2 separate regions of the Homo sapiens genome follow, and region 1 is linked to region 2. Evidence: read pairs that join two places in POLR2A ChIA-PET (ENCODE). Cell type or tissue: GM12878. All regions are shown on one strand. Each heading gives the region's core, and the rest is flanking DNA. Links, peaks and the distances in the headings are about the cores only.

Region 1 (8,340 bases), core at 304-8,303, 290 kb after region 2:
AATGTTTTAGATTGGGATGAAACACAGGACACTGGAGATATATACAAGGAGCCCTAAACCAGTGTGCGGTGACATAGGCTGTCCAGAATTGCCCTGGAAAGCTGGCCTTGTGTTAGGAGAATCTACTGATTCTACAGTCCTCTGAGGACTGTATTGTATTATAGCTCATTCCTCTGCTAGTGCCCTGTTAAAGAGAATCCTATTAACTAGGTTGTATGAGAGAGGCAGGGGTACAGAGCACCCCTCAAAGTTTCAGACTATCTGAGGTTGACTGCTAGCCCTGCCATTCACTAGCTTCTCTAAAAACGGTGACATTTTTTCCATTAACACCCCCTCCACACACACACATTCTTCTAAATTAAAATACCGAAGGTGAAAGGACAAGCTTTCCCATCAGCTAGCAGAGCTGATGGAATTGGTGTTAAAGAGACCCCTTCCCCAATCCCCTGTGATCGACCCCTCACAGAGGCCATTCAACCTCTAGAGAGTCACTCCTTTAAAATACCATTCCCCTTACCGATATGCAGAGTTAAGAGATGCTCAGACCAAGGAAATCGCTGGGAAAACCTACCAGCTGAGCTTGGCTGAGTTTTGATGTTTAGTATCCAAAAACATTCTGACACAAGTTTTTGTTTGTTTGTTTGTTTGTTTGTTTATATGAAGGAGGAAGTTGATTTGCATTTGCTTCCACATCATAATTCAACCTATGGCTGTTGTTTGCCCAGTGGATGGTGAGAGAGGAGGTGGGTCATGGAGCAGTGTCTGGCACATAGTAGGTGCTTGCTAAGTGCCAAATGAAAGAAACAGTGTTTGCAGGCTTGCTCTTGATTCTGCTGTGGATCTCTCTACAAGTTGTTTGATTCTTATCCAAATTTACCCCCCAAATAAACAAGAACAATCCAGAAAAGAGACGCTTGTTCTCTAGAATCCAGTGGGTCCTGAGTTGCAGGGTTTTTCTTGACACTTTTGAGCACTGTATTGCCAAAAGTAGTCTGTTACTCCCCACAAGTAGGAAGATGAACGCTGCTAACAACAAGGAGACAATGCTCTGTGTGACCACCCCCCTCACCCCACAACCTTAACAAATAACAAGTCATGTCTTTGCATTTATTCACACCCTTGGTTGGACAAAAATTCAGTTCTAAAGTCAGGCTGAGACTCCGAGGCTTCTAGAGTCCCGCTGCATCTTGACATTCTCTGGCTCCAAGAATAATCAAGTAGAAACATCTTTCTAGTCCCTTGCACCCTGGCACATAGTGGTGCTTTGTAAATGTGGAATGTATGAGTGAACCTGCCTGATGATACTCAATGAAAGCTACTGAAGCTTGAGGTGAAGGGCTCATTTTTGCTCAGCCCCAGCAATGGGGTAGGAAGGGAACAGGGACAGGTCCTCTGAATCTCCAAACCTTGGGAAGCAGTGCAGGTCATTTTTGGCTTTCTGAAAACAAAAGAATGACTAGAGAAACAAGAAAGCAGAACACAGACTACATCCAGGGAGATACTGGCTGCCAAGCTTTCTTCAGCCTCCTAATTTCCTGTGAATTACACAGTCTAACTTGGCTTCCATTTAGCGTGGAATCACAGAGCACATAAGTTACAAGGCACTCCTCTAATGTAGTCATTTTATAGATGAGGAAAGTGAGAACCTTAGAGACAACTTGTCCTTGCTTACTCACTGAGAGACAGAGATCATCCCCAGAACCCATATCTCCTGATGCTGAGTCCAGTGCTCTTTGAAATACTCATTCCACTGCATTCTACTGCATCCAGCTACCTCTCATTTCCCAGAAGGGCTTCTAGAAGCTCCAATTAAAGCAATTTCACTTACTTACTAGTGAAGTAATTAGAATTAAGAACAGTGTTTTGTGCATCTTGAAACTATAGTTCAGTATTTGTGCAACGTCAGCCTCCTTTACTTCACAGGGTTTTTTTCTAAATTCCCTTTCTGCCAGTACTTAAAATTTGCTGTGTTCCAAGGTATAGGAAACCTGTGAGGTGTCCTCTCTGTTTTATAGAAGGGATGATATGACCTACAGGAGCAATACTTAGAGACACAAATCATAGATGCTGAGAAAAAGGCAATGATTAGATTGACCAATTAATCGCTGAATTTGATCTGCCTGGATTGCCAATCTAGGCCTTTCAGATTTTAAAAACGTCCCTGTCTTCCCTTCACAGCAGCTTTAGGACCTACTTTATCCAGATTACTGTTTCAACACTTGTAGAAACAATTGTTATGTAAAACCAGGTACTCCAGTTTGAATGTGGCCAATATATTTCAGAATAAGCTACAATTCTTTATTATGTGGATGAGTATATCAGGACCACATATTTGATCTCTGCCAATGAAGTGAAAAGCATCATACATTCTACTATGCTTTGTTTCCAACAGATCTAGTTCACACAGTACTCTGTTGTCCTATTCTAGTAAGTAATTTCAGAATTCACATCACTTACAAAGATGCCGAGTGGCTATTTAGGGAACTCTGATTCAAAAAAAAAAAAAAAAAACCCTCCAAAACAAAACAAACCTCCCTCTCTCTTCTCCCTCCCCCAAACCCCACGTGCTTTGTGCAAGACGGAGTCAACCAGTGGGATTCACAGGAGGTCCCCAAGTCAAATGCTGCAGCTGCGTTTTAAAAAAGGGTTGGATAAACTACAGCCGTTAATAACATCTGTATCTATGCAAGCTAAGATGATGATAGGGGTAATCAGATCTCATGCTTCAGGGCATAAGATGATTGCCTGCTGGGAGGAGGAGGATTTGGCCTTTCAGGTACAGGAGTTCACAACTGAGGAGGTAGGTTGCAGACATTTCTCCTTAGCCTCTAAAATTTCAGGTGTAACTGTTGGGATAGGTGAAACAGTGATTTGAAATCTAACATTTCTATCAGATCAGGACATTAAATAATGAGATATTTGAAACACCAACATGCACTACATACAACATATGTGTATCTATCTAGGATATAAGTATTTTGATACCTTTTTGGAAGGCTGACATTGTTTGATATATTTTGACCATCTTTTAGTGCCAAGTGGATACTTGTTAAGTACTAAATAACAATGAAAACAGTGGAGGTAATTTGATTTTAGTCCATGCATTAATAGTTAGTTACAATGTGTAATTACCCAAGTATTCATAATTGTACATATCTGTATCCCTAAATATATGTATTTCCAGCTGCAGTAGCTAAATAATCATTGGAATTGCATATTTGGAGTGTACAGAAATGCATTCATTTTAATCTTTGGATCACCAAGTAATTTTTAAAATGTAATATTTATCTGGAAGAGTGAGAAAGCAATTTTGCAAAATAATCTTACCCTCTCTTGATTTCTTTAATATTTTCAAACCCCAAGAAAGGTACACTTTAGTACAGTTGCACAACTTAATCAATTTTGAAAACACTAGTGCAAGTGTGAGCAGGGTTAAATAATTCCATTTATTTAGACATGTAAACCATACTGAAGGTCATACAGTAGCAGACAGCTTCTACATTTCAGAGAGTAAAAATGTAGCCCATTTCTAGCAGAGTGGTTAGAGTTCTTTTGGCATGAAAGACATTCTTACTACTTACTGGCTTCATCGCTATTGCTAAACCATTCACTTCAGTTCCACACAGAGGGACTGCTCTGGAGAATATGGCTGTTAAATGCAATTTTTAAAATGATGCACAAACAGTTTTTAAAGGGGGAAAAATCCTGCAGCTGTTTGGCTGCAGACAGACATGGGAAATTAGTCAGAAGCCCAAAGCATCATAGTTAATAACCATTATTCTGTTGTCTGGGATGTTTGTTTAAATACTATTGACACTGTGTATGTATTGTCATCTTTTCTAAATTGTAGCTCTTAACCACTGAAATCTTGCTAAAGACCACCTAGGGTTTCCTCTGTATGATGCTGAAGTGTGTATTCACCTGATGGATAAACAAAAAACAGATTTTTTTTTTTTTGCTTCAATTTTTCTCTCATGTGCAACTAGTAGGAAATTTTCTGGACTAAAGGGAGAGATTGCTTAAGTACAGTAGAATTAGACGCTGTGGATTCCCAACCTTTGTATTTCTCATCTAGTGATAGAAGATGAACAAACCCATCAACTGATTAATACAATTCAGTTCTGCTTAAAATTCACAGATCTGTTTGGTATGAGACTGTATTTTAAAAGACTCCTACATGCCATTAAGTGTGAAGAAATCAGTAACTATTCTTTTCATCCACAGCATGTTGAGTCCCCCCCCACCCCATTTAAATTTTGCTTATTAAGTGAGGTCATTTGGGAGAAGAGTGGCTCTGGTGGGTGGGGAAAAGAAAATCTAACAGCTCAACTCCCAAGTTGAGCGCTCCAGATCATGGGCCATTCAGTACAAAGCGTTTTATATCTTGACTTATGAGGGGACAATAGCTGGTCTTACAAAGGCACCACCTGTGATTTAGCACGGTTGACATCTTTGTTAAGGAGGAGCCGGAGGGCAGTGGCGAAACAGCACGTGCACGATCCGGACCGCATTACGGCGACCGACCGACCTTCAAGACCGTTTCTCGCCGTCGCGGAGGCCTGGCCAGGTTTTCTGGCTTACAGTTTTTGGAAAGGGTGTGGGGAGAGAGAAAGGAAATGAGCGTCGTACACGCTGGTGGAGCCAAAGCTCTTGGACTTACGGCTTGCCAGCGCCCAGCTGCTCCATTTTACAGATGGGTAAAACGGAGGTCAGGTCCGCGGAGTGTCTGGCTCAGCAGGTGCAGTGGTCTGGACCCCCGCGGGGCTTCGGGACTGCAGGGCCGGGGGCGCGGGGGGGCGGCGCGGCCGCGGGTGGGACGCAGAGTCCCTGTTTTGGGCCCAACCTTCGGGCCGGTGGCTTTTTGCTTCCTTCCCGAAGGTCGCTTCTGACAAATCTATCTATTTGGGGCAAATTGTCAGTGAGAAACTTCCGCTCGAACTGCCCTGGACAAAACCGGCTGTTTGAAAAGGGTAAATCCCGCGGCCCGGCGAGGCCGAACAATGGGCCGCTGGTGCGGCTGCGGCGGGGGCGGCCGGGCGGGCCGCACAAAGGGCGGATTAATTGGGGCCGCGGCTGAGCGGTTCGCGCTAGCTCCACTCAGCCCGCGCCGCGGGGCGCCCCATTGACTGGGCCCCGAGCCCCACTTTTCACAAACTCCAAACAAAAGTCAATTTCTTTTTTATAAGGCGGGGGAGGGGGCCGCGGCCAAGATTCCCCACTTGTTCCTGCGACTCGCTCTTGCCGCATGGGGGGCTTCGGGGGCTCAAGGAACTGGAGGCAGAAGGGCCCTCGGGGATGCCCGAGAGGGGAAAGAGATGCGGGTGTGGCTGCCGCGTCCCTGTCCCCTCCTCCGCTGCCCCGCTCCGACGCGTGTCGCACCCTCTGGGCCGCACCTACAGGCAGGGGCTGAGATCCCAGCCCGAGGCCTGGAAGCCGCGAAGAAGCGGGATGAGGTGGTGGCCGGACCGAGGTGAAGGCTGGGGCACCCGGCTGGGGGAAGCGCAGGCAGGTGATTTGGGAGGAAAGAACACGTCCCTTTGATATTCTAAATCCTGGGAAGGGTGGCCATGCATTAGATAGTTATTGAGAAACTACTGTGTTCCCGATGGCGAATTTGCCTTCAATGGACAGACAAGTGGGTGGGGGGCAGATTTATAAGTCAATCAGTCAGCAGGTGAGGGACCGCGGTCAGTATGGGGCGCTAAAGGAAGTCACCATCCCTCTGTAAAATGATGAGATGGACTTGCCGGTGTAACATGTAGAAGATATCTAATTATAGACACAGACTTTGTACTTGGAGAAGTGGCGGTGATTAGAAAACAAACAAATAAATCCAAATTGTAGGACTAACATTGTCACTGGTCTATACACCCCGTAGGAAGGAACCAGGAGTTCGTCTCCTCTTGTTTCTCTTCTCTCAAAATAGGAGAATGACTGCAGAGGGCTCTTCAGCTGACACTGAGAGGAGCAGGAAATTCCTTTAACAATACAAATCGATACACTCCCTAGCCCACAAGCCTCTGCTGGAAACCGGATTGGCGGTGGTTGTACAAGACACTCCAGGCCTTGTCATTTCAAGGACTGTCTTCCAAAGTGAATGAACAGGAAAGAGAGACCATGTGCTGGTGTAAGGGAATTCATGTGTTGGCTGGAGCCATGTGCTAATGGATGATATTCCAAGACTTTATCCAAGGTGTTTCTTTGGGGAAGGAAGGAGGCTTGGATCTGTGGGCACTTGTGTGCTCTACAGCTGGCAAAGTGACTTTATGAGACTGTTGAAGTCTTTAATAGCCAGGCTTTATTGTGGAGTCCCTCCAGCGGCATCTGGCTAGTATACTGGCACCCCTCTGGGCAGGCTCAGTGAGAGGGGAGCTCTGATGCCAGGTAATGAATCTGTGGCAAGCTCAGTAAATGAGGTGAAGCAAATCCTCAAGGACAGGCTGAAACAGGGCTGGAGGCAGAGACCTAGGCGTTGACAGTGGGGAGGTAACAGCGGCCAGCGGACCTGCTGGCAGAATCCAACCTGGGCTCCTTTTCAACCACATTTTAAAGCTGTAGATTTAAAACGATCTTCTCCGGGCCAAGCTGTGAACACTTCCAGATTTCTGTTGAATCAGAGGCTGTGAAAATCAAGGGCAAATATTTATCTAAAGATGTCACAACTTTGAATTTCAATAATAACTTATCTGCTAATCTCTGATGGAAATCTAGAACAGCTGTTGCTCTATTGTGTATTTTGAATTCCCAAAAGACCAATTTGGGAATTGACATTTTTTTCCTCCACCAAATCTCAGTATGCTTTCTTTTAATTTACTGATGCCTTTGCAAGTTCAAATCAAATAAATGACAGGAATGGTAGCTCATTATGAAAGTTATTAAAGCCTGCCAAAAAATTGTATAGTTTTTACCTTTATTGGCAAGTGTGGCAATGCTGAGCATGTCCATGCCAGAAGTTGAGTGAGGGTGTAAAGGCTGGGATACTGAATTATTAGAAAGAAAAAAGAAAATATGAGTCAGACTGATGAAACTTCCAAATTAATGTGTAGATTTAGACAGAGTTAACAACAGGCTCTACTGTCTATTAATAGAGTTTATGACCACACCTTCTAAGAACATTCAGCACAGTTGCTTCTTATTTCTGTTTTACAGATGAAGGTCTTCAGAGAGGGGGACACTGGGTGATTTTGGAAAGGTCTACCCATGAAAGGTGTGAGTGACATACTGGTATCAAGCCTTTCTGTCACTCACTCTGGTTGATATTCAAGGCCTTGAATTACTCTTATTTATTTATTTATTTATTTATTTATTTATTTATTTATTTATTTATTTTTGAGACAGAGTCTTGCTCTGTCGCCCAGGCTGGAGTGTAGTGAAACGATCTTGGCTAACTGCAACCTCTGCCTCCAGGGTTTAAGCAATTCTCGTGCCTCAGCCTCCCAAGTAGCTGGGATTACAGGCACGCACCACCGCGTTTGGCTAATTTTTTGTAATTTTAGTAGAGACGGAGTTTCTCCATGTTGCCCAGGCTGGTCTTGAACTCCTGAGCTCAGGCAATCCACCCACCTCGGCCTCCCAAAGTGCGTGAGCCACCACACCCGGCCAGAATTACTCTCTTTTAGAATGAAGAATTATTTTGGAGTCACTTGATGTGGACATCATTAGAGGAAAGCAGTCCCTGGAGAAGTGATTATAATTAAACCTCTTTTTTTTCTTTTTTTTTTTCCCCTCTTACACTTGCAGGCTGAGCAAACACTGTTGGAAAGGCAGGAGGATGATCTTGGTACCCCTAAGCTTAGGTTGCCAGAAAAGTACAAAAATCTGACTGCTGATAATTGCGGAGCAGGGACAAGTACAGCACTAGATTTGGAATATGGTAGTAATAAACCAAAGGGAAGGGCTTATCCAGAGGTCGACTAGATTTAAATCAATAAGAGAATGGAATTTTCATTTTAAAAATGTATTATTTATTTATTATTTTTTGAGACGGAGTCTTGCTCTCTTGCCCAGGCTGAAATGCAATGGTGCGATCTCTGCTTACTGCAACCTCTGCCTTCCAGGTTCAAGTGATCCTCCTGTCTCAGCCTCCTAAGTAGCTGAGATTACAGGCATGCACCACCATGCCCGACTAATTTTTGTATTTTTAGTAGAGACTGGGTTTCACCATGATGGCCAGGCTGGTCTCGAACTCCTGACTTTAGGTGATCCACCCTCCTTGGCCTCCCAGAGTTCTGGGATTACAGGTGTGAGCCACCGCGCCTGGCCAGATGGAATCTTCTAACTCGTTCTTGGAGAGGGAAACAGAAGAGACATAGCCCAGCCTCAATGTGTTTAGTCAAGATC
Region 2 (8,340 bases), core at 96-8,095:
GCCATAAAAAAGGATGAGTTCATGTCCTTTGTAGGGACATGGATGAAGCTGGAAACCATCATTCTCAGCAAACTATGGCAAGGACAAAAAACCAAACACTGCATATTCTCACTCATAGGTGGGAATTGAACAATGAGAACACATGGACACAGGAAGGGGAACATCACACACCAGGGCCTGTTGTTGGGTGGGGAGAGGGGGAAGGGATAGCATTAGGAGATATACCTAATGTTAAATGAGGAGTTAATGGGTGCAGCACACCAACATGGCACATGTATATATATGTAACAAACCTGCAGGTTGTGCACATGTACCCTAAAAGTTAAAGTATAATAATAAAAAAAAAGTTTTTCTACAAGAACAAGATAAAAAGAAACCTAATTAAATCAAATGTTAACATAACCTCAGAAAATCTTCATGAAAGAAGTTCTACCCAAGTCCTCATGTGAAACAATATAATACACATCTCTAGCATCCTGTCTTAGTAACTCATATTATTTTCCCACTTCTGAGATGATTTTAATTGCTAATTCTCTTCAGGGATACTTACATATCTGCCTTCTCCTCTGACTGAGGGGTGCCCCCAGGCTTTCTATTCTTGACTATGGTCAAGCCCTTTGGATGTTAAATTCAGGAACAAATTTATCTTCCTTGAGGATTAAATGAATAGATAGATAGATAGATAATAGATAGACATCTATCTATCTATATATATCTATATGTCTGTGTATATATATGTGTGTATATATGTAAGTGTATATGTATACACTTATATATATATATATATACTTTTTTTTTTTGAAACAGGGTCTTGCTCTGTCGCCCAGGCTGAAGTACAGTGGTATGATCACAGCTTACTGCAGCCTCCACCTCCTAGGCTCAAGCGATCCTCCCATCTCAGCCTCCCAAGTAGCTGGGACTACAGGCAGGTGCCACCACACCCACTATTTTTTAAATTTTTTGTAGAGACAGGGTCTCCCTATGTTGCCCAGCTGGTTTCAAACTCCTGGGCTCAAGTGATCCTCCAACCTCAGCCTCCCAAAGTGCCTGGATTATAGGCATGAGCCATTGTGCCTGGCCTTTGAATTTATATACTTCTCAGGAAAGCTGGTCCAGAGTTTCCTGGTGTCCTTTGTAGGTCTGGTTTCCTGGACTCTGGACATTGTTAGTGTTGGTTTTCCTCTAGCATATTTTTAAAGATCAAAACTGAACTTCACTGGGTTAGAATGCTATTACTTTTATCAGGAAAAGGAAGGGGTAACACAGGGTAAGTCAGAGACAAAAAATGGCTACGCTCCAAGCAAAAGTAGCCTTTTCACCTCCAGTAACTTCCAAGACCTCTTTGGCACTATGAAACAAATTTTATAATTTAGACTCAGACTACCATCTTTATTTAAGGAACTCCCCATCAGGAAAATATTTTTATTTTTCCACATGAGGATACACTTTTTGAAAAAAAACAGAGAACAAGAATTACCTCCTTTAAAAAAAGAATAAAGAGAATAATAATTAATTAATGCATTGGTACCATACATCTGGAATATCAAGACACAGGTAGCAAAAAATCAGGGAAAGGCTGTGAATATTAGAAAAATAAAATATCCAGTAAACACAAACATAAAAGAAACTGGGAAGAAAAAGTCCAAGTTAAAGCAGAAAAATGTGCTCTATGAATTTTTTAAAATTATAAAGTACTTTAAAGACAAAGTACTTGAGGACAAATGAAGAATCTCCTATAATAATCATCAGGATCTGAATAATAAACTAAAATAGTCCCCTTGGTACACTGTAAAGTATGCAATTTTAATTATGTGATTTTTCTAGCTAATTTCTGCTTCAAAAACAGTAAAGTACTTCTGCTTACAAGGTGGCAGAGACAAGAACTTTTCTCAACCTCTCAAATGCACGTTGTCATCAAAATTTAAATTACCAGAAACATGCCTTTTAGTTAAATTACAATTAGTCCTTAGACAGATCTATTTACTGAGAATTTGCTATGTGCCCAACACTGTTGGCATATACTAAACAAGTTTGCTTTTTTAAAGCACTTTTTCCTTTTCACGTTCTCACAAAGGACATTTTAAAACAAACTATATTTGTTTTTCAGTATTAACTGCACGTGCTGAATACACCTATTATTATAAATCGCTCCTACTCAGGAGCATCTTAGCTTTTAAAAGACAAAAATATATCCAGTTGTATTTGTGTATATATATTGTAGATCAGTTATATATGGAAGTCAATCAACAATGATAAATACAAACAGATTGACAAATAAAACAACAATTTTGGGGGGAACGGAAATGGCACACTTGTCAGATGATATCCACAAATAATTAATTACTTCACACATTAAAGATATTCTCGTAATAATAGAGTCTCTTATAAAAGGATACTCATTACATTCTAACCATCTGTCATCATTCCACCCCAAAAAACTAATTAGGGTTTTGTCCAATCACACATTATAAATGATGCAAATATGGATGGTAAAGACACGGGTTGAAGAAGTTAACATGAGAACATTTGCAATTTAAAAATCATGGGCTTCAGAACCAGCCTTTCACGTTCCAATAATTAAACTGCTTATTTTTATGTTCTTTTTCTGATTAACGATTAGACATTAAACTTTAAAAATTAGAAACACTTACAGGTAGTAGAGTTTTCCTGCAGCAGGAAGTTCCCTTTTCCGGTAATCTATCCCAGAATCTAGCTGGACTGTATTACAATATTCCTACAATCCAAACAAATGAAGTGCCTTTTTAAACAAGTAGTGGCTCAGAATTACAATCCTTCCCTTATACTATACATTTTTAAAATTTTTCAAATGTTTGCTCAAAAACTAATATAATGAGATGACAAGAAAACAACAGAACTCATGCAAGATTCATAAAACTAAAGTTGCAATATTAAATATATCAAGCCACTGAAATATCAGTTTAAAAAAATTAAAATTTGCATCATGTTTTCTGAAACATTGCCTAAAAAGTGCTGTCAGCAAATTCCCCAAATAACTTCATCTGGGTTTTTTTTAAAATAGCCCAATTTCTAATACCCTGGAGTGAGAAACTAGAGGCTACCAGAAAGAATAACTCATGGGTCTTAAGCACCACAGGAGGGCAGAGGCAGCATAAGAGAGCTGGGAGTGGACAATGGTGGTTCACGCCTGTAATTCCAGCACTTTGGGAGGCTGAGACAGGCAGATTGTGTTTGTCCAGGAGTTTGAGACCAGCCTGAGCAACATAGCAAAACCCATCTCTACAAAAAATACAAAAATTAGCTGGGCGTGGTGGCACACGCCTGTAGTCTCAGCTATTTGGCCGGCTAAGCTGCGAGCATTGCTTGAGCCTGGGAGGTGGAGGTTGCAATGAGCTATGATCGTGCCACTGCACTTCAGCCTGGGCAACAGAGCAAGACCTTGTCTCACACACACACAAAAAAAAAAAAAAAAAAAAAGAGAGAGAGAGAGTTGGGCCAGAACATTAGTGTCCACATTTTAAACCAAATGACCAAACTAGAATGATGTCGTAGGTATGCCCATCCTTCGCTTCTAAATGGCTGCCACTGCCCATGTCTCCCTTTTAGTTTCCTCTCTGGCCACCAACATTTCAGTGCGCTTTCCTGCTGTGGATGCCTCCTTTCAACCCGAGTCACCCTGTGCCACTAATGCCCTTCTCTTCTCCCAAGTGCTCCTTTCTTTCCATTCCCCCAGGGTGCATATGTGCACACAAGCACATACACCACACACATCCCAAATTCTTACTTTGAGAGCAAATGTACTTTTGCAACACCTATCTTCTTGGTCAGTTGGATTTTGGGGGCAATGAGAGGAATATATGTAGGGGTGTGTGTGTGTGTGTGTGTGTGTGTGTGTGTGTGTGTGTGTGTGTGTGTGTATCTCTACATAGATGAGAGGCATACTTCATTTTATTGTGTTTCCCTTTATTGTGCTTCTCAAATATTGCAATTTTTACAAAGTGAAAGTTTGTGGCAACCCTGCATGAAGCAAGTCTATTGGCCTCAATTTTCCAACAGCATGTGCTCACTTTGTGTCTCTGTATCACATTTTGGTAATTCTTGTAGTATTTCAAACTTTTAAAAATTATGTCATTAATTATATGATCGGTGATCACATATTATGTGATCAGTGATCTTTGATGCTATTACTGTAATTGTTTTAGGGTACCACAAACTGCACCCATAGAAGAGGGTGAACTTAATTTATACATGCTGTTTGCATTCTGACTGCTATACCAACTGGCTGTTTCTCTCTCTCTCTCTCTCTCTCTCTCTCTCTCTCTCTCTCTCTCTCTCACCTTAGGTGTCCCTATGCTCTGAGAAACAAGAATATTGAAATTATGTCGATTAATAGCCCTACAATGACCTCTAAGTGTTCAGGTGAAAGGAAGAGTCACACATCTCTCACTCTCAACCAAAAGCTAGAAATGATTAAGCTTAGTGAGGAAGGTATGACAAAAGCCACAACAGACAAAAACCTAGGCCTCTTGCAACAAAAAGTTAGCTAAGTTATGATTGAAAAGGAAAAGTTCTTGAAGGAAATGAAAAGTGCTACTCCAGTGAACACATGAACCACAAGAAAGCAAAACAGCCTTATTATTGATATGGAGAAAAGTTTGAGTGATCTGGATAGAAGATCAAAACAGCCACAACATTCTCTTAAGCCAAAGCCTAATCCAGAGAAAGGCCCTAACTCCCTTCAATTCTATGAAGGTTGAGAGAGGTGAGGAAGCTGCAGAAGAAAAGATGGAAGCTAGCAGAGGTTGGTTCATGAGGTTTCAATAAATAAGCCATCTCTATAACATAAAAATGCAAGGTAAAGCAGCAAGTGCTGATGCAGAAGGTGCAACAAGTTATCCAGAAGACTTAGTTAAGATCATTGATGAAGGTGACTACACTAAACAACAGATTTTCACTGGAGATGAAACAGCCTTCTGCTGGAAGAAGATGCCAACTAGGACTTTCATAGCTAGAAAGGAGAAGTCAATGCATGGCTTCAAAGCTTCAAAGGACAGGCTGACTCTCTTGTTAGAGGCTAATGCAACTGATGACTTGATGTTGAAGCAAATGTTCATTTACCAATCTGAAAATCCCAAGGCCCTTAAGAATTTTGCTACATCTACTCTGCCTGTGCTTTATAAATGAAATAACAAAGCCCTTGGATGGCAGCACATCTGTTTACAGTATGGTTTACTAAATATTTTAAGCCTACTGTTCAGAGCTACTGCTTAGAAGAAAGATTGTTTTCAAAAGATTACTGCTCATGACAATCCACTTGGTCATCAAAGAGCTCTGATGGAAGTGCACAAGGAGATAAATGTTGTTTCCCTGCCTGTTAACATAACATCCATTCTGCAGCCCATGCATGAATCAAGAAGTAATTTCAACTTGTAAGTATTATTATTTAAGAAATACATTTTGTAAGGCTATATCTGCCATAAATACCTTTTGTGAAAGGAAGAGTCAATCTATATAGCAACCTTCAACATTATCTTAAGAAACTGCCACAGCCACTCCAACCTTTAGCAGTCACCATCCTGATTAGTCAGCAGCCATCAACATCGAGGCAAGACCAGCAAAAAGATGACCACTCACTGAAAGTTCAGATGATTATTGGCATTTTTAGCAATAAAGTATTTTTTTAATTAAGGTTTTCTTTAGACATAATACCATTGCACACTTAATAGACTATAGTATAGTATAAATATAACCTTTATATGCACTGAGAAACCAAAAGCTTCCTGCAACTCATTTTATTGCAATACTGTTGTATTGCAGTAGCCTAGAACCAAACCCTCGATATCTCTAAGGTATGCCTGTGCAGATATAGATAGATAGATAGATAGATAGATAGATAGATAGATAGATAGATGGGAGATATTCACTTCAGTAGAAGAATGGTGACTAAGGGATTTCAGGACAAGTCAAGAAACAACTATAGGCTGACATTTTGTTTGCATTCAAAATGAAAATTGTCTTAATGGCAATTCATGGGAAAAATATATTTTAACAACATCACTATTTTTATTAATGAAAAAATGCAATTTTTTTTTTTTCGACAGAGTCTTACTCTGTTGCCCAGGGTGGAGTGCAGTGGCATGATCTTGGCTCACTGCAACCTTCTCCTCTTAGGTTCAAACAATTTTCATGCCTCAGCCTCCCAAGTAGGTGGGACTACAGGCATGTGTCACCATGCCCCGGTAATTTTTGTATTTTTAGTGGAGACAGGGTTTCTCCCTGTTGGCCAAGCTGGTCTCGAACTCCTGGCCTCAAGTGATCTGCTCCCCTCAGCCTCCCAAAGTGCTGGGATTGCAGGCATGAGCTACCACGCCCAGTCAAAAACTGCATTTTTCAAACCTTCGGAACCAACGTAATTGTGGTGGGTTTTAAGACTTGTACATTGTAAAATAATCTCTCCATCCCAACATGTTCTTCTTACAATGTGATGTTGATATTCCAGTTATCAAGAAGTGAAGTCTATGTCCCACTCCTTGAATGTTGTGACTATGATGGAAATGGTCTATGCAATAATATCCTAGGTGACACTTGAGGCAGCTTCTTATTGGTTGGAATGCTTGCTCCGGAACTCTGAAGTGCCAGTTGAGCATTTAATTGCCTGGAGGCTACTATGCTGTGAGAAAGCTTAAACTATCCCATACAGAGAGAGGAGGCCCTGGAGAGGCACTGAGATGACATGAAGACAGAGGTGTTGACAGTCCCCAGCTGTTCTAGCTGTAGCCACTCTTACTGAGGGAGCCAGAATTGCCAGCTGAGCCTTTACCAAATCCTTGACCTACAGAAACCAGGAGAGAATAAAGTAATGTTTTTTAAACCTCTTTTACAGTCATTTTACAGTAATTTGTTATGCAGCAAGAGATAATCAGAACAGCAATATCTGGGCACACTTGAGAAGTAGCAATGTTCTTCCTCCCTGAAAGTGCATCCTGGGTTGTACTGTTACGCAAGGGCTGAGGGCTGTTTATCATCTGCATCCAGGGCATAGATTGCATTTCCCCTCCTCCCATGCTGCAGGTGCTAAGGGGCTCAGGAGAGTAAAATAGGTGACCAACAATCCCCTGGAAATGAGGGGTTTCCCCAAGACTAAGGGGGGTTTCTGGATATAGAACTTTCAGTGCTAACACTAGGACAATCCTAGACAATCTGGGATGCTTGGTTACCCTGAGTGAAGACCCAAAGACTGGGTTGTGGCTAGTATAGGTATAGCATTTTGATTATATATCAGCAATTCTGAATTTGATTAGCATAAAATAACACCCAAGAAGCTGGTCCTCTAGGGAGGCCTACAAACCTAGGCTTTTGAACTAACATTTGAAGAACAGCCCTGAAAAACTAGCAAAAGTCATGGCTCCCTGCAATGCTGGCATGAGCAACCTGTTGGAGTCTCTATACAGATATCCCTAGCTCATCACTCCAAGTTGTCCAAACCCAACTCCCCAGGCCTCTCCTTTAGGACCTGGGCCCTATAACCAATCCCACCAGAGGAAAATACAGCATTGCCCAAAAACATGCATTCTACTCTCTCCTTGCCTCAAGATGTCCTGTGTTTTATATATATACTACATTACTTCTTGAGAAGAAAAGAGATATATGAATATATATTTCTCCCCTTGCCTCAAGATGTTCTGTGTTTTTCTTGATGTCATAAATGTGAAAAAATACTTTCTTTCCCTTGTTCCTGCTATAATTGCGAGAGCTCAGTCACCCAGTAAAAAAAAAAAAGAAGAAGGAAAAATGTCCTTATGCAGGGAACATGTCTTACTCAATCTCCCTGAGAAAAACCTGCCCTACTATGGTAAGCAATGGTCAATTTTTCATAAGCTATCTTTACTACAGACATCAAATACAGTGTCACAATACAGTCATATAAATATATTTGCCAGGTTCTCTATTTCTTTTAAACTACAATTTATCTTATATGACTCAGTATTCCTAATTTAGTCAAAAAGTTTTCTTATTTTTTGCTATTAAAAAATAAGGCTAATGAAAGTTATACAGCTTCAATTTCTCTTTCTGGGTAACTAACTTCTCGATCATATGAGTGATTAAGACCTACGAAATGATTGCATTTGTACATTCACTAATCACCACTGAGGAATACCTAATCAGCAGCAAAAGAACTATTACCAAAGCACTTAGATGTTAGCACTTAATTGTCTGAAAAATACTAACACTCAGTTTATATATATATATATATATTTTTTTTTTTTAAATAAACCTCAGATTTTCAGATTTCATTCACTTACGCTAGATTCTTCAAAGCTCTTTGCAGAAGGGTGGAGGCGGGGGGAAGCTAAGCTGCAA

What was found. ChIA-PET counts read pairs that join two places held together with the same protein. Peaks named below come from ENCODE experiments on the same cell type or tissue, not always from the same donor. Only the 100,000 strongest peaks of a DNase experiment are listed, where the experiment ranks them.
Region 1: POLR2A ChIA-PET joins it to region 2 with 11 read pairs; 2 of 35 experiments call an interaction of 5 or more read pairs at or near these places.

What each region holds. Positions count from the first base shown.
Region 1 is chr6:108,154,482-108,162,821 of GRCh38, reverse strand. OSTM1-AS1 (OSTM1 antisense RNA 1) reads right to left here. Exons shown (of 2, transcript NR_145458.1): 2 at 3,427-6,620. Among named protein-coding and RNA genes, the nearest start is that of NR2E1, 7.4 kb to the left of the region's middle. RefSeq lists enhancers at 2,486-2,987, 4,087-4,985. In GM12878, for the core only: no CTCF peak of the experiment used is centred there; no DNase peak of the experiment used is centred there; H3K4me3 peaks cover 858 bases; H3K27me3 peaks cover 657 bases.
Region 2 is chr6:108,441,608-108,449,947 of GRCh38, reverse strand. AFG1L (AFG1 like ATPase) reads right to left here. Exons shown (of 13, transcript NM_145315.5): 8 at 2,652-2,734. Among named protein-coding and RNA genes, the nearest start is that of FOXO3, 120 kb to the left of the region's middle. In GM12878, for the core only: no CTCF peak of the experiment used is centred there; a DNase peak (open chromatin) is centred at 4,537.